Regions from separate parts of the Homo sapiens genome. Here all the other regions are linked to region 1. Evidence: chromatin contacts called from ENCODE Hi-C data. All regions are on one chromosome and are shown on one strand. Each heading gives the region's core, a stretch centred on a gene start or an enhancer-like site at or near the end of the contact. The rest is flanking DNA. Distances are from core to core; before and after follow the strand shown. Region 1 holds the start of PRKRA (protein activator of interferon induced protein kinase EIF2AK2). Region 2 holds the start of NCKAP1 (NCK associated protein 1). Region 3 holds the start of CIRSR (corepressor of RBPJ and splicing regulator).

What was found. Hi-C counts contacts between places; a loop is a spot of excess contacts on that map. Pooled maps may share reads with other maps.
Region 2: a pooled map shows a loop between it and region 1 (7-fold over the local background). The contact joins the promoter of NCKAP1 here to the promoter of PRKRA in region 1. A Hi-C loop is called at or near these places in 6 of 50 pooled maps.
Region 3: a loop to region 1 is called in a pooled map, with 11 times the contacts of the local background. The contact joins the promoter of CIRSR here to the promoter of PRKRA in region 1. A Hi-C loop is called at or near these places in 6 of 50 pooled maps.

What each region holds. Positions count from the first base shown.
Region 1 is chr2:178,448,472-178,453,054 of GRCh38, forward strand. It overlaps PRKRA (protein activator of interferon induced protein kinase EIF2AK2), which reads right to left and starts at 2,704. Exons shown (of 8, transcript NM_003690.5): 1 at 2,495-2,704; 2 at 1,771-1,940. The coding sequence starts at 2,559. It overlaps PJVK (pejvakin), which reads left to right and starts at 2,907. Exons shown (of 7, transcript NM_001042702.5): 1 at 2,907-3,298. RefSeq lists an enhancer at 1,860-2,434 and a silencer at 2,197-2,976.
Region 2 is chr2:183,035,863-183,040,445 of GRCh38, forward strand. NCKAP1 (NCK associated protein 1) reads right to left here and starts at 2,595. Exons shown (of 31, transcript NM_013436.5): 1 at 2,130-2,595. The coding sequence starts at 2,237. RefSeq lists silencers at 2,015-2,134, 2,195-2,784, 2,517-3,168.
Region 3 is chr2:174,393,185-174,397,767 of GRCh38, forward strand. CIRSR (corepressor of RBPJ and splicing regulator) reads right to left here and starts at 2,528. Exons shown (of 10, transcript NM_004882.4): 1 at 2,367-2,528. The coding sequence starts at 2,438. It overlaps SCRN3 (secernin 3), which reads left to right and starts at 2,546. Exons shown (of 8, transcript NM_024583.5): 1 at 2,546-2,633. RefSeq lists enhancers at 2,427-2,476, 2,974-3,474.

The sequences.
Region 1 (4,583 bases), core at 1,454-3,953:
CCTGAAGTATGGAATGGGATATGTTACAACAAGCCTAAGTGCAGGCTGTAGCGGAGGTTGCAGTGAGCCAAGATCATGCCACTGCACTCTAGCCTGGGTGACAGAGTGAGACCCTGTCTCAAAAAAAAAAGAATGAACACTGGTTGTAATGTGACAAAAGGACATCACAAGACTAGAAGGTAAACGTGTAGCTACAAGACTGCAGCTACAATCCAAGTGAGAGATGATGGTGGCCTAGGCAGTAGCAATGGCCAGAAGAGAGAAGCCGACAGATTCAATGGATAGTTAGTGGATTATTAAACGCCAATGGATAGAGTTTAATAACAGACTGGACAAGAGGGAGAAAGACGGGAAGTAGTTAGGAAGACAAAAGCCTACATTTCTACTGAACTAGGTGATTGTGGAGCCTTTACATAGAAAGGGAATGCAAGAAGAATGGGTTTGAGGGAAAAGATGGATTCAGTTTGGGACAATGAGAGGCTTGAGGGGCCTCTGTGTCATCCAGGCAAAGATGCTCAGCAAGCACAGACTGATACACTATTCTGTAACTGGGCTTGGGATGTAGACAGACATTTCAGAATATTAGTCTTTAGACAGTATCAGAAGCCATGGAGGCAGATAAGCTTGCACAGGAAGCCATGGTAGTGTGAGAAGAGGGCGTAGGCAGAACGGTTGCCATAGGTTGTTAATTTGGGGTCTAAAACACATTGAGAGGGAAAAACCCTCCCTTTTCTTGAATTCTTCCTATCTAGAAATAGACTAGCTAAAGTAAGTAATGCAGTGTTGACTCTATGGTTCCCATGGGGACCCTTCCGGCCAGCACCTACAATCTAACTGCCTCACACAAAAAGTTTTAAACTTTTCTTAAAGTGGCATCAATTAAAATAAAAGACTCCAAACTTCCAGGGACACAAACAAATGCTGTCTTCAGATTTTCCAGATGGTAGAACTTGAGCCTTCCTACTAAATTTTTTTCTTGGCATTCTTCCAAATTAAATTTAGCATCCAATGTTTTCTGTGTTTGCAATTAAATAGATACATAAGAAAAATAATGTCCACATTTACAAATGAGCAACTTTAGTTATCATTTGCTCAAGCTCACAGACCAAAAGAAAGCATGAACTTTAAAATTTCATTGCTTTGTGACTTCATTGCTATACGCATGTTACTTATAATCTCTCTGAACCTGTTTCTTCTTGTTTAAAAAGTGGATAATATACAAAATATCTGTTCAGTTTCAAAAACTAGAAGTTATTATGTAATATATGAGGACCTTCTCCCCTTCCTCATTTTGTTTGGATACAGAATCAAAAGTAGCACAATGGACCTAAAGTGCCAAATGAGTCCATACAGAGAGGAGAGACGCTCAGAAAATTCTGGGGTCATGCCTCCTGGCATCCGCTATAATCTATGAAACTTCACAGTACCTACTGACCCAGCTATGACTGCTCCAAGAACCTTTCCTGCTTCCCTCTAATTCTAAGAAGAACCCTAGGAGGATCCTAGGGTATGAGAAGAGCCATGCAGGATCCAGCCATCCGGCTGGGTAACTTTTTAGTTTCTAAGCTTCCTTGGTATGTGGGGAAGAGAAAATTAGGAAGAGAATCAGATGCAGCTGAAAAGCCCTAACGACCTGAGATGAGAGGTCTCAGTTTCAGAGCCTGTTCCTCACAGCTGTCTGGCAAAAAGAGAACTTTTCCGAACTGAAAAGCAACACCAAGTATTGACTGCCAACCCACTCGGTCATCCAGGTTAACTGTGTATACAGACCTGTGCAGGTTATGTCACCAACGGTTACTCTGAAGGTGAAAGTGGGCACGTGTATTTGCACATCAGATCTTTCACATTCATAAACTGGGATGTTCTTGGTCTTCATGCCGTATTCGTGTAATACCTGAATCGGTGTTTTCCCTGGCTTAGCTGTTATCATCTTCCCCAAACTGCAAAAACCACAAAAAGGTGTGCTTTGCATGCCAAATTGGAGATTGAAGCAGAAGCGTAGAGGCCAGTTTTAACCGCCACCGACGGTGACGAGGGAGGCGCCGAGTTCCCCGGAGGCCAGGGCCAGAGCTGGCGAGGCTGGGGCGCACCTGTCTTCCGGCCCCGCTGCGGCAGTCACTCCGCAGGAGCAGGCGGGGTGAGCGAGGTCTTTAGAGAGAGCACTTGAATGCGGGTAGGAGAGATTCTCAACAGAACAGGGCTGGCAGCAGCGCCGCAGCCTCTCAGGGAAAACCTGACGATCCCTTCCCGGGCGCGCCGACCGAGCGTCACCTCCGCCCGCCCCGCGCGCCGCCAGGGACCACGAGAGGGGCGGGGCCCGGCCGCAGACCCCAACCCTCGCCGCCGAGAGGGCGGGGCCGAGCACCCACAGCCGCGGAGGCGTGGGCGCCGGGCACGGCTTTACCCAGAATGCCTCTGGAGGGCCGGCTCCCCGCGCCCCGGCCCTGCCGCCCAACGCTCCCGGCCCTGGGGCCCTGACTGCCCGCACGCTGACCTGAAGGTCCCACTGTCCTCGCGCTCCAGCGGCGGGGCCTCGGCGCGGTGCCTGCTCTGGGACATGGCGAGAAGGGACGGCTCAGCGGCTGGAGGAAGAGCGGTGCGGAGCGACGTGCTCGCTCCCCGGGTCGCTGGTCCCCGGGAGGAGCTCCAGCGCCGCCACCTCCTCCGACTCCCCCGCCTCCTGCTTGCGTTGCTCCAGCGAGGGGGCAGGCAGGGTGGGGGCGGAGCCTTGGTGCCGTAGCTCCGGCTACGCCCCCTCGCTGCTCCTCTGCGGGCCTCCGTCCCGGCCCAACTCCGCCCCTGTCCCTTCCAGGGTCCGCCCCCTTCCCGCCCGGCTCCGCCCCGCTCCCGCGTGGGCACAGGCATTGGGCTCCCGGGGGTTCTCCGCGCCCGCCCCTGCCGGCCCTGACCAGCCTGTAGTAACTGGCCCCTAGGCCGCAGTTCTTTGTCCTTAGCAGGAGGCCGTTTCTTGCCGGGAGAGAGGGATTAGAGGGATTGTCCGGCGTGGGTCTAGGGTCGTTGAGGCCTAAAGTTAAGCCTTTGTGGGGAGGACGGATTGGGGGCTGGGTCACTTTAAGAAAAAGATTCTAAAATTACGAAGGCAGAATTCCAGGGAGTCTCCCGGGCCTGGTCCTGAAGCTTGAGACCCCGGATATATACGCTCCAGGGGGCTGCGGTGCGCTCTTCGGGTCCCCGAGCCCTGTGTTTAGGAACACGCGGGGACGTCCAAACACCCGCTCCTCTCCCGCCGGGCGGGCTCCTTTGTCTTCTGGGCTTTCGTCGCGAGATGGAACGCTGGGTCAGTGCATCCCAGCAAAACACGTTAGGAGTAAACGAAGGCCTTTCCGGGGACCTGGGTAGTCGGTTGTAATGGCGTTTGCCTGGGATGCAGCACCTTTGGTGGGCCATTAGATGACGTGTCGCTTCTCCAGGGGCTTGCTAGGCACTAGCAGAAATGCTCCCCTGTGCTTACTCGGTGTTATGGAAGATTGCTTGCACAATGCTATTCGTACGAAAGGATATTATTAAAAGTGATTTATGGGCGGGCGCGGTGGCTCACGCCTGTAATCCCAGCACTTTAGGAGGCCGAGGCTGGCGGATCGCCTGAAGTAAGCAGTTCGAGACCAGCCTGGCCAACATGGTGAAACCCTGTCTCTACTAAAAATACAAAAATTAGCCGGGCGTGGTGGCATGCGCCTGTAATCCCAGCTACTCGGGAGGCTAAAGCAGGAGAATCGCTTGAACCCGGGAGGCAAATGTTGCAGTGAGCCGAGATCGCGCCACTGCACTCCAGCCTGGGCGACAGAGTCAGACTCCCTCTCAAAAAAAAAAAAAAAAAAAAAAGCGATTTGTTGTTTTGTTAGCATGTAAGCCCTGGATGCTTGAAACAAGTGAAAGATGTTCAGAATCTAATCAAATTATATCATCTGATGCTTTAATTAGAGCCTATTCTCTCTTCCTCTCCGTCTATATATGTATGTATATAGATTACTATCCATCACTGTTTTAATGGATATCTTATTGGAAGGGCTACATAGTCAGTATTTCACAATATATGAACTCCGCATAACACCTATGGCAAAACATTTCAGCACTCAGGTAAAATTCATTTTTTGCCACAAAATTACTTAAAAACAGGCCAGAACTTTATATAGCTCTTGTTAAAGGTTAAGTAGCTGGGATAATAATGAAACAAAAAGATGCAGCAGGACTCCATTTCAAAGAGAGAGAGTCTGTGTGCCCAACTTCAGAGTAAGAAACCACTAGGTAATAGTTTATATAGTTACTTATATGTAATGTGGCTTTATTTTTTAAATAAAGATTTGCATATAATTGTTTATATCTGTGAATTTATATTTAATATTAAACACAGTTTTGTAAGCATATAAGATGGAAAATGAATGAAATGCTCAATCAATGAGCTGTATGCCATGAGGATTCAAAACAGCACTTTGGTGTTGCCAAAATTCCGGTGGTGGACTTGTGAAGGAATTCCCTTTGGACTAGGTCCACTGTAGATTGTATCCGGGACTATCGTTAGTGCCTAAATTGCATTGCTTCCCACAGCACTATATGCTTCCCTT
Region 2 (4,583 bases), core at 1,345-3,844, 4.6 Mb after region 1:
TAACTGAAGGCCTCGAGTATCAGATAAGGCCCTAAATACTCTAGTATTTCAAAAATTACACTGTCCCTGCCCAGAGAAAATTCACACTCAAGCAAGGTAAGCAATGTATTTCTTAAGAAACTAAAAATATAAGGCAAGTGCTAAAATATGACGTTTCAATAAATCAAAATATTTGACATGGATATAATAATGATCACATTCAATGCATTTTAACTTTCACAAGTTCAATAATACAAGAGGCTGAAGCTTCCCAAAACAGGAAGTGAAAAAAACAGTGCTTTTGAGAAAAGGCAATGAACTGGAATTATTAGAGTTCAAATGCCCAGAATTTCATTTAATCTTATTTATGAAGGTGGGATATTAAAGTTTGATTGCATTTATCCTACAAAAATGTTTAATAAATGCTTAGAAAAGGTATTTTGCCCAAATACCCAAATCACTTTTGATGTTACTCTCACTTCCTCTTTTAGAAACCATCATAACCATTTCCTTTAAACCACAATACCACAGGTCTAGTAACTTTTATAATATTTGACTTGTTCATTTTTGGACAAAATTCATATAGGAATCAATTTCCAAGTTTTTTAAGCAGCACAATCTCCCCGAACAGTTCAGGTCAATGCAACCTCTAAGTAATACTATTTAAAACTGAATTATTCCTAACCTATATAAATTTATAACCTAGGCTCCTTGGTAAATGCAGAGGGGCTTCTTTGTCATGACACTGAGCTCCTGCCACATAAAAGGTAACAAACTGAGTAAGCATGTTGCAGTTACTCTCCAGATAGCACTGGGTTTAGAGTAATAAAGCCTTGCAATTAGGTGAGCAACCAGACTTTGTCCTTATCCAAAATTTATCATCATTAAACCAGGACACTCTTTAGAATTAGTGTCTACATCAAATTGTAAAAAATAAATCAATTTTACACTCAAACGCTTGGAAATGAATTTCCAAAGAAAAAAAAAAAAACCTTTCTTCAGAAGCCCTCTCAACCTACAATCTATTGCTATGATTAAACTAAACGGTAACATTCACGATATATTAAAAAGCCAACAAATAGTTATGAAGGTATGACATCAAAGACACATTGGAAACTCGATGGATCTAAATTTTCCAAATATCTCTTTTTCTCTTTATCAAATTGTTTAAAACTTACCAACCTTGCCTTAAGGGGAGAGATTTTGTTGTTTTGTCCTACGATAATGAATGTAATTATTTGTTCTATCTTTACATGGACTTTTCTAAACTTCCAGTGGTCTTCCACTCCTTACTGTACTGAGGACATGTAAAAGCCTTTAAATGGGCCTATTAGCTATAGTTGCTCAAATTATCAGACTATGCTATAAATCAGCAGCAATTGCAACATTTTTACGGTTTTTATTTTGTACAGACACCGAACTTTAAGAAATGGTATTGGAAAATCTAACATGAGGAGGAGTACAGGGGAAAGAGTAGAAGGTTGTTATTCCAGTTCTAGTGACTCACAGCCTAGAAGTATTTCAGAAAATTGGTTCCACCCTCACTTCCCCCTCCTCTCCACCTTCAAAATGAAATAATCCCAAATCGTCAACACACTCTCAATGGCTTTTTATTTAGCAATCTAAAATAAAGTGGCAAAGTGGAGGGGATACGGGATTCATCCAATCAGCCCTTCTCTACCCACATTCCCACACCAAAAAATGGGGATGTGGGGTGTAATCCCTGTTCACTGCTGCCATCTCCGTAAGAATATGGAACACTCAAGTTTTCCTACCCACCTAGAATTTCGCCCACCCACCACCCTCCCTTTCCTATGGGCCCCATCATGGGGGCGGGGGCGCCGAGGAGGGGACAGCTCCCGGCTCCCAGCGGCGCCCCCACCCCGTGCGAGGCCCAGCGCCCGATCCCGCCGCCGGGAGCCGGGAAATGGCTTCTCTGCCTTCGGCCGGCCGGCGAACCACAGGGAGAGGCGCCCGGGACTCCGCATTAGGCCGCGGCGCATCCAGGCGACCCCGGGCCGGGCCTCGGGCGGCGACGCCGAGATTTCTACACCCGGCGCCTCCTGCCGCCCCCACCCCACGGCCTCCCTTGCCCTTCATCCCTCCCGGGCCCGCCCGCCTCCGCCGCGGCCTCCCCGGCCCGTGCGCACCTTCTTGATGTTGTAGAGGCGGGTGAGCATGCCGACGCCCCGGTCGTTGAGGATGGTGAGCTTCTCCGCCAGCTTCTGCTGACTGGGCTGCAGCACTGAGCGCGACATGGTGGTGCTGGTGCCGCCGCCGCCGCCGGCCGCCTCGCGCCCAGTCACGGGCCCGCGGCCTTCGCAGCAGCCTCTCTCGGGCCTCCTCCCCTCCCGCCCGCGACCTCCGCCTTAGGAGAGCGCGCCCATGGCCCTCGCGCCCCAATCCCGCGCCGGCGACAGAGCGAGCCGCGGCGGACTCCTCGGAGCCCCTTCTCCCGCAGCAGCCCGCGCCCCGGCAGCCTCCTGCCTTCCGCCCGCCGCCCTTCCGCCCCCACCCCCGGCGCTCTCCGCCCCAGCCCCCAACGAGCCGCCTTCCCCGGCTGCTCCACTAGGTGTGGCGGCGGCGGCGGCGGCGGCGGCGTCTCCGGCGGCTGAGAACGAGGCCGCTTCCCGCAGCCCCGGACGGGCCCTCGGTCACCTGATCGGCAGCGCCGGCGCCCCCGCGAGGCCGGACGGGGAACTGCGGCCGACGGGCCCTCGGCATGGCCTCGCCGCCGCCGCTCTGGCCCTGGCCCTGGCCCGGACCGCCCACTACGCCTGATGCCGGGATGGGAGTCCCAAGCGGGGACTGAGTGGGGTCGCGTTGTGTGCTCTTTCCACTTCGCCCCACACCCCACTCCTTCAAGTTCCCAAAAGTTGCTTTTCCGCACCACCCTTCTAAAGAAACCGGCAGAAACTCTGCTGGGAGGCGGGGTGTTTTCCAGGCGAGTTTCGCTTAAGAGTGGGCTGGTGGCTCCAAGCGCTTTTTCCTCCCACTGCTTGACAGGCGCTCGCCGCAGAACACAGCAGATGTTGTGCTCCGCGAGGTGGGGATCGCCTCTGCCAGCCTCCCCAGCCCATCCTCAGTCTCCCCGCCTGGAACCAGTTTGTGAGAGAGGAGGTCGGAAGTGAGGGTAACTCAAGTCCTTGAGATAATCACAATCTAGACTTTGTCGGCGAGGAGCACCCATCCGGAGGAGACGCAGTAGGTCCTGGCATGTGGAAGGCAAAAAATAAATGTTTGTTCAATGCCTAAAGGAACCGCTCCCATTTTTTTACAGCCTCCACCCTAAATCCCACTTCTTCTTGGAAACATTCTTCTTTGCCATCTCATTTTTCCTGATCAATTTCTTCTTAGCGACACTCCAAGGCTACTCCCTTGTCAAATGTATTAGACATGATTCCAAAAGTGAACTAACTGAGGACTTACGTAATTGAGGTGAGAAACTTCAGCCAAGAGGACTCAGGCCTCTAATATTTTTGGCTTTGCCTTTTCTCGATATGTTAATTTTTTATATTATATTCATTAATTTTAAGTCAGTAACAAAATGTCCCGCCACATTCAATAAGACATTCTAAGAGTAATAAGCCATCACTGGATTTATCAAAACTCTTTAAGAAAAGGAAATTGTAATGAATAGCTTTAAAATATTTTTTAAAGCTACTATATCTACTATTCGTAAAGAAATCTTCATTTTAATATTCCAACAAGAAAGAAGGAGTGGACTGAATGGATTTAATCTAAGGGGCATTTAAAAGAGTCCTGTTCCCACCAAAAGAAGTCATAATCATACCTGCCAGTGTGCCTGAAATTCTATATACAAAGCTGCAGTACCTTGAATGAATGCTTTGTACCTAGAGAGTCTTAAGAATACAAACACTTCAGAGAGATCATCTGTCGAGCTATTACTAGTCATTAACTGGTCAAGGAATTTAATTTATCTGGTTACTTCTCAGCCTGATAGTTAACATTTTAATTTAGAGGAGGCAAGGTTGTGGGGCCTGGAATAGTAAGGGCAGACCTGAGAAGGGGAGGCTGCGAGGAGGGGTTTGGGGTAGCCAGATAAGAAAATTTAAAAATGTTGAACATTGGGGAAATATGTGCTCCTTTAGGGAGACTACAAATAACTAAGTCTAGACGCAGAATTACAGAGTGCTACCAATAAAAGATTGTCTCATTTTCTAGTTTTTAAAAACTGCTGTATAGGGAGAACAAGAAAATGGCACTGTATTATAAATTTGAACACAACTCTTACTCCCCAAGAAAAACTATCATGTTGCCATATAAACTTGAATACTAGTAGCTGCTTATAACTCAGGAAGTACCCAATAGGAGAACGCTGTAGATAGTAGTCTCATTATTCAATATTTATTGTCACTAATTCATAGACATACTGGCCCTAGACTGTAATGAAATGTATATATTTGCGTAAAAGAGATTAGATGTAGATGAATTACAATTTTTGTCTTTCTCTACATTTTGCATTAAAAAGAACAAGTGTACGGGAATTTTTCTTAAACTTTTTAACTTTTTTGTAGAGACAGGGTCTCCCTATGTTGTCCAGGCTGGTCTTCAACTGCTAGGCTCAAGCTCCATCACACCTG
Region 3 (4,583 bases), core at 1,278-3,777, 4.1 Mb before region 1:
GAACTGTTTGCCAGTCCACAAGAAGACTAAAGAGCTTGGACCACAATGTAAATTAACTGCTTCCTTCATTAACAAAATCAAGAAAAAAAAAGAACAGCTGAACAAAACAGTGTATCCTGTGACATAAATGATTGAGGCAGCGCATAACAATACACAACAGAGTGACCAGCAGATATACAGCATTCACTCTTATTTTTGGTGAACAAATGAGACCTTAAAACCTACTGGACTTTTTATAAGCTTGGGAAACTGAAAACAAACAAGGAAAAAAAGAACCTACTGGACTTTAATAAACCCAACATGCCTAATTTTACAATTAGAATTTTCTTTCTTTCTTTTTAAATATAGATGGGGTCTCACTTTGTTGCCTATGCTGGTCTTGAATTCCTGGCCTCTCAAAGTGCTGGAATTATAGGTATGAGCCACCATACCTGGCCCTTAAAATTTTCATGGTGGAACTCTTTTGCACTCTTTGATCAAACTCCTTTGTTTCTTCCACTTCTATTAAAAAAAAAAAAAAACTTTACTGGAGTATGACATATAAAAAGCTGTACATATTTAATGTATACAACCTGAGTTTGGTGACAAGTATATCCCTGTGAAACCATCATCACAATCTACACTATAAACATATCCATCACCTCCAAAAGTTTCCTCCTACCCTAATAAATTTTTCTATTTATCTTCATTTAATATAGTTCCTTTATCCTTAGTTAATAAAGAATGCTAGAGGTCACCCCCTCTCCCCATAAAGTGTTAACTATCTAGAAAGGTCTGCTAATCAAAAACATTTCATTCTTCTCCTCTATCCTGGGAAAAGTATAAAACAGATCAAAGAGGCCAACAATATTTGGTACATTTTACATAACACTTTACACAGATGAGAAGAATGTAGGTTCTAAGCCTATAACTGCTTTACTGAATTTCTCATAGCGGACTTGCAAAAGTTATTCTCTGTGGATTTCTTTTTTCTTGTAAGAAAGCTGATACATTGAAATTTATAAAGCGAAATGTCAAAAGTTCCAGTAAAAAATTATGATTTCTCAGGTATATTTGTCTCTAAATATAAACAGCAAATAAGCAAGCACCTGAATTCCATCTAATCTCTTCATTCTTGTAAAAATAGTAACAGCTGACCCCCTAAGTATGCAGAGAAAGGAAATGTCTGTGTTTGGTGTCAAAAGTTATTGAGCCAACCAAATACAAGAAACCTCTCCCTCCCACAGTTGCAACCACACAAACACAAACTGGTGCAGTGGAAAAAAAATCACTGGGTTAATCAGGTGTTCCAGATCCTAGTTCTGGTACAACATTTAACTAGCTGTGTAACTCTTGGCAAATTTGTTTCCTCATTTATAAAATGAGGAGATGGGGCTGGATGATTACCAAAGAGCTTTCAAGGTGTATCTGTGTTATTAAAATTTCATGGGGGAGTTATTAAGAAAAAATGTTTAATAAGACTCCTTAGGAAGGTAACAGTGAAAAAAAAGTTGAGAATCACTGGTCTAGAAGTGAGAGTATATAGCAGTATCTCATCACCTCAACTCGTTCTAAAAACAAATAAAAGCTTAGTTATTTTCACAAGTTTCTATGTAGGGGCAATCAACATTTTATTGAGCACCTCCTCTCTGTAGTGGACACAGTGATAGATGCCTACGTTGTTTCAAATCCTTTATCTTCACTATTTCACTTAATCCTCACAATTAAGTCAATCATCCTTAATTTACAGATTAGAAGACTGAGGGTCAGATATTACAAATATTTTGTGCAAGGTCTTAAGGCTAAAAGTGACTGCTCGAATAACTAGAATCCAGGTTTGACTCCAAAGCTGATTCTTTCTACTTCACTCTTTTGCTTTTCATTACTATGATATTCACCAAAGTATTACAACTGGTAGACCTGTAATTATGTAAAACACTAAACTTCAACGAGTTTAGTCATCAAAAAGACACTAGATTATTAGGTAATTTTTTTAAAGATCTATCTTAAGTAAACGGGGAGGCTTCTTTGTACAGAAAAGTAGAGTTCAGAAGCCGTGATCCCTGGGATCCGAAAAGACAAAAAACCAGAATCAGCTGAAGGAAGTACTGAGGAATTTTGACATTAGTCTTCGCATATTATGGATTTGCATTCTGGCCGACAAAGATTCTCTAGGCCACCGGTCTCCTCGCTGTTGCAGAATAAACGCTGAGGACCCGCTGCGTCAGCGAGCTGCTCAGCAGAGAAAGGCGAGACCACCAGGGCTTTAGGCCTAGAGAAGCGGAGGCTGTCCTAGGGATCTCAGAGACACCATCACTTTCACTTCCAGCAGCCTCTGGGAAGGCGGTCCCTGTGGGCCTAATCCCTCCCCGGGTCTGTTTACTCACTTTTTTGATATTGGATTTGGAGGCAGGATGAAAGTCTTTCTTGCACATGAAGTTGGCGAAGGATTTCCCCATCTTGGAACTGGAACTAGGGAAAGCAGGGGCTAGATCTGTTAGCAACGTAAACAAACTCAGCCGCCTAACCGGAACTGCGTTTCCAGCAGCAAGGGGGAACTTCCGAGATCAAAGGTGACAGCTTCCGGCAACTGATGCCTCCACTGGCCACTCCTCCCTCCGTCCACCTGTCACTTCGGGTAGCTGGGAGGCCAGGTGAGGGGCGCGCACGGGGGAGGGGCGTGCATAGTTGAGACAGAAACCCGGAAGACCCAACTGTGGCGCGGCACTGCTTGACCGAGGGGCTCCGGAGCCCAGCTGCACCGGCTGCGGTTTGAGCGCCCAGGGCCGGGGTGCGGGGTGGACCGCGGCGGCCCTTCGACCAAAGGTGCTTGAAGCTCGAGCCCATTACTTTCTGTGGACTCTGACTCGAGCTGCAAAAGCTTTTCTGCACTGTTTTTCTCATCTATGTTATGAAGATAATAATTCCGGCCCTAACCGTAGTATGCTTGCGAGAATCCAACAATATGATGTTTCTGAAAGCGCCGGCTGAACTAAGAGCGCGTGAAATAGAATGACAGACAGCTCTGCAAGAACGGAGGCCCTGTCTATTTTGTACCCAGCTGTACGGTACTGGCGCCGAAAGACGTTCAATAAATACTTATTGAATGACGAATACGCGTTAGGAGTTGGTAAAATCTCTCAAGGCTTCACCTCCTCAGTGGGCTAGGTGCAATTCTAACCAGGGGGCAAGTTTCCTTAGCTTTCCCTACGACCCCAGTTAGGCAGCTCAGGTTACTATTGCAGCTTGATGGCCCTTGGGACTCCAGGTTTTTGAGTGGACGTGGCTGCTACTGCAGCAGGTGATCCACCAACCAAGTTCTCTATCAGGGTAATGTTAAGAATAAACCTTGGCCGGGCGCGGTAGCTCACGCCTGTAATCCCAGCACTTTGGGAGGCCAAGGTGGGTGGATCACCTGAGGTCAGGAGTTCAAGACCAGCCTGGCCAACATGGTGAAACCCCGTCTCTACTAAAAACACGAAAAATTAGCCGGGTGTGGTGGCACGCGCCTGTAATCCCAGCTACTCGGGAGGTTGAGGCAGGAGAATCACTTGAACGCGGGAGGCGGAGGTTGCAGTGAGCCAAGACTGCTCCATTGCACTCCAGCCCGGGCAACAAGAGTTAAACTCCATCAAAAAAAAAAAACAAAAAACGAATAAGCCTTTATGAGAAATTTTCTCTCCTACCAAATAATAACAATAACAGCTTTCATGTGAGTATCTACTATGTTCTATGCACTGTGCAAAACACTTTACGTGTTGCCTTATTAAGTTCTCATAACAGCCCATCAAATAGTGTCTTATTTTTCTGATGAGGCAGAAGGCATAGGTAAGAGAGAGATTAAATAGTCTGCCAAAGTTATATAGTGATAGAACTAACTATAAAACACAAATAGAAGGAGATCCAGGACATAAGAGTTGAAATACAGAAAGAAAATAACAGAAGCCATCAAGACATCAGACTTCTCGTCACTGAGGAGAAGAGGAAAACCCTTAAGAGTTTCAGTCTGAAGTTTTTATTTAGTCATTTTCTTTTCTTTTTAAGGAAACATTTATTATATTTAAATTTTGTTTTTAAGTTGCTAGCATCTGCCTGTGTAAAGCCATTTTAAGGTTTTGCCATTATTAAAGGAAAGAAGGAAACTCTGTAAAACAATGTGTCTGTTCTGGCAGCAAAATAAGGACCTTTAGGTGTTCTATTATAAGTGAAGATCTAAGATTTTCCAAGTTACAACTGAAGAGGTAATCTAGATATTAAAGTATATAATTGCGATTTATAAATTAAATATGTGAACTTTCTCCTAGAAATATCAGCAATTTGGAATTATATTGACATATTTTTGTCTGAATCAATGAGTCTGTTTCAAAATTTCAGTCTCATCAGAATTATAATGTGTATTATTTCCCAGCTCAAATAAGACCCCTTCTTCCTTCCTTTGAGGAAGTACTGGGCACGTAAGATTTTTTTCCATAAGACAAGTTCCAGCAAAGAGAATATAAAGATTAGTAAGACATACTCCCAGCCCTCAAGGATCTCATTGTCCAGTAAAGGGATTTATATATACACGAATGTAATGGAATCTAGCCTTTACAACAATAGAGCTA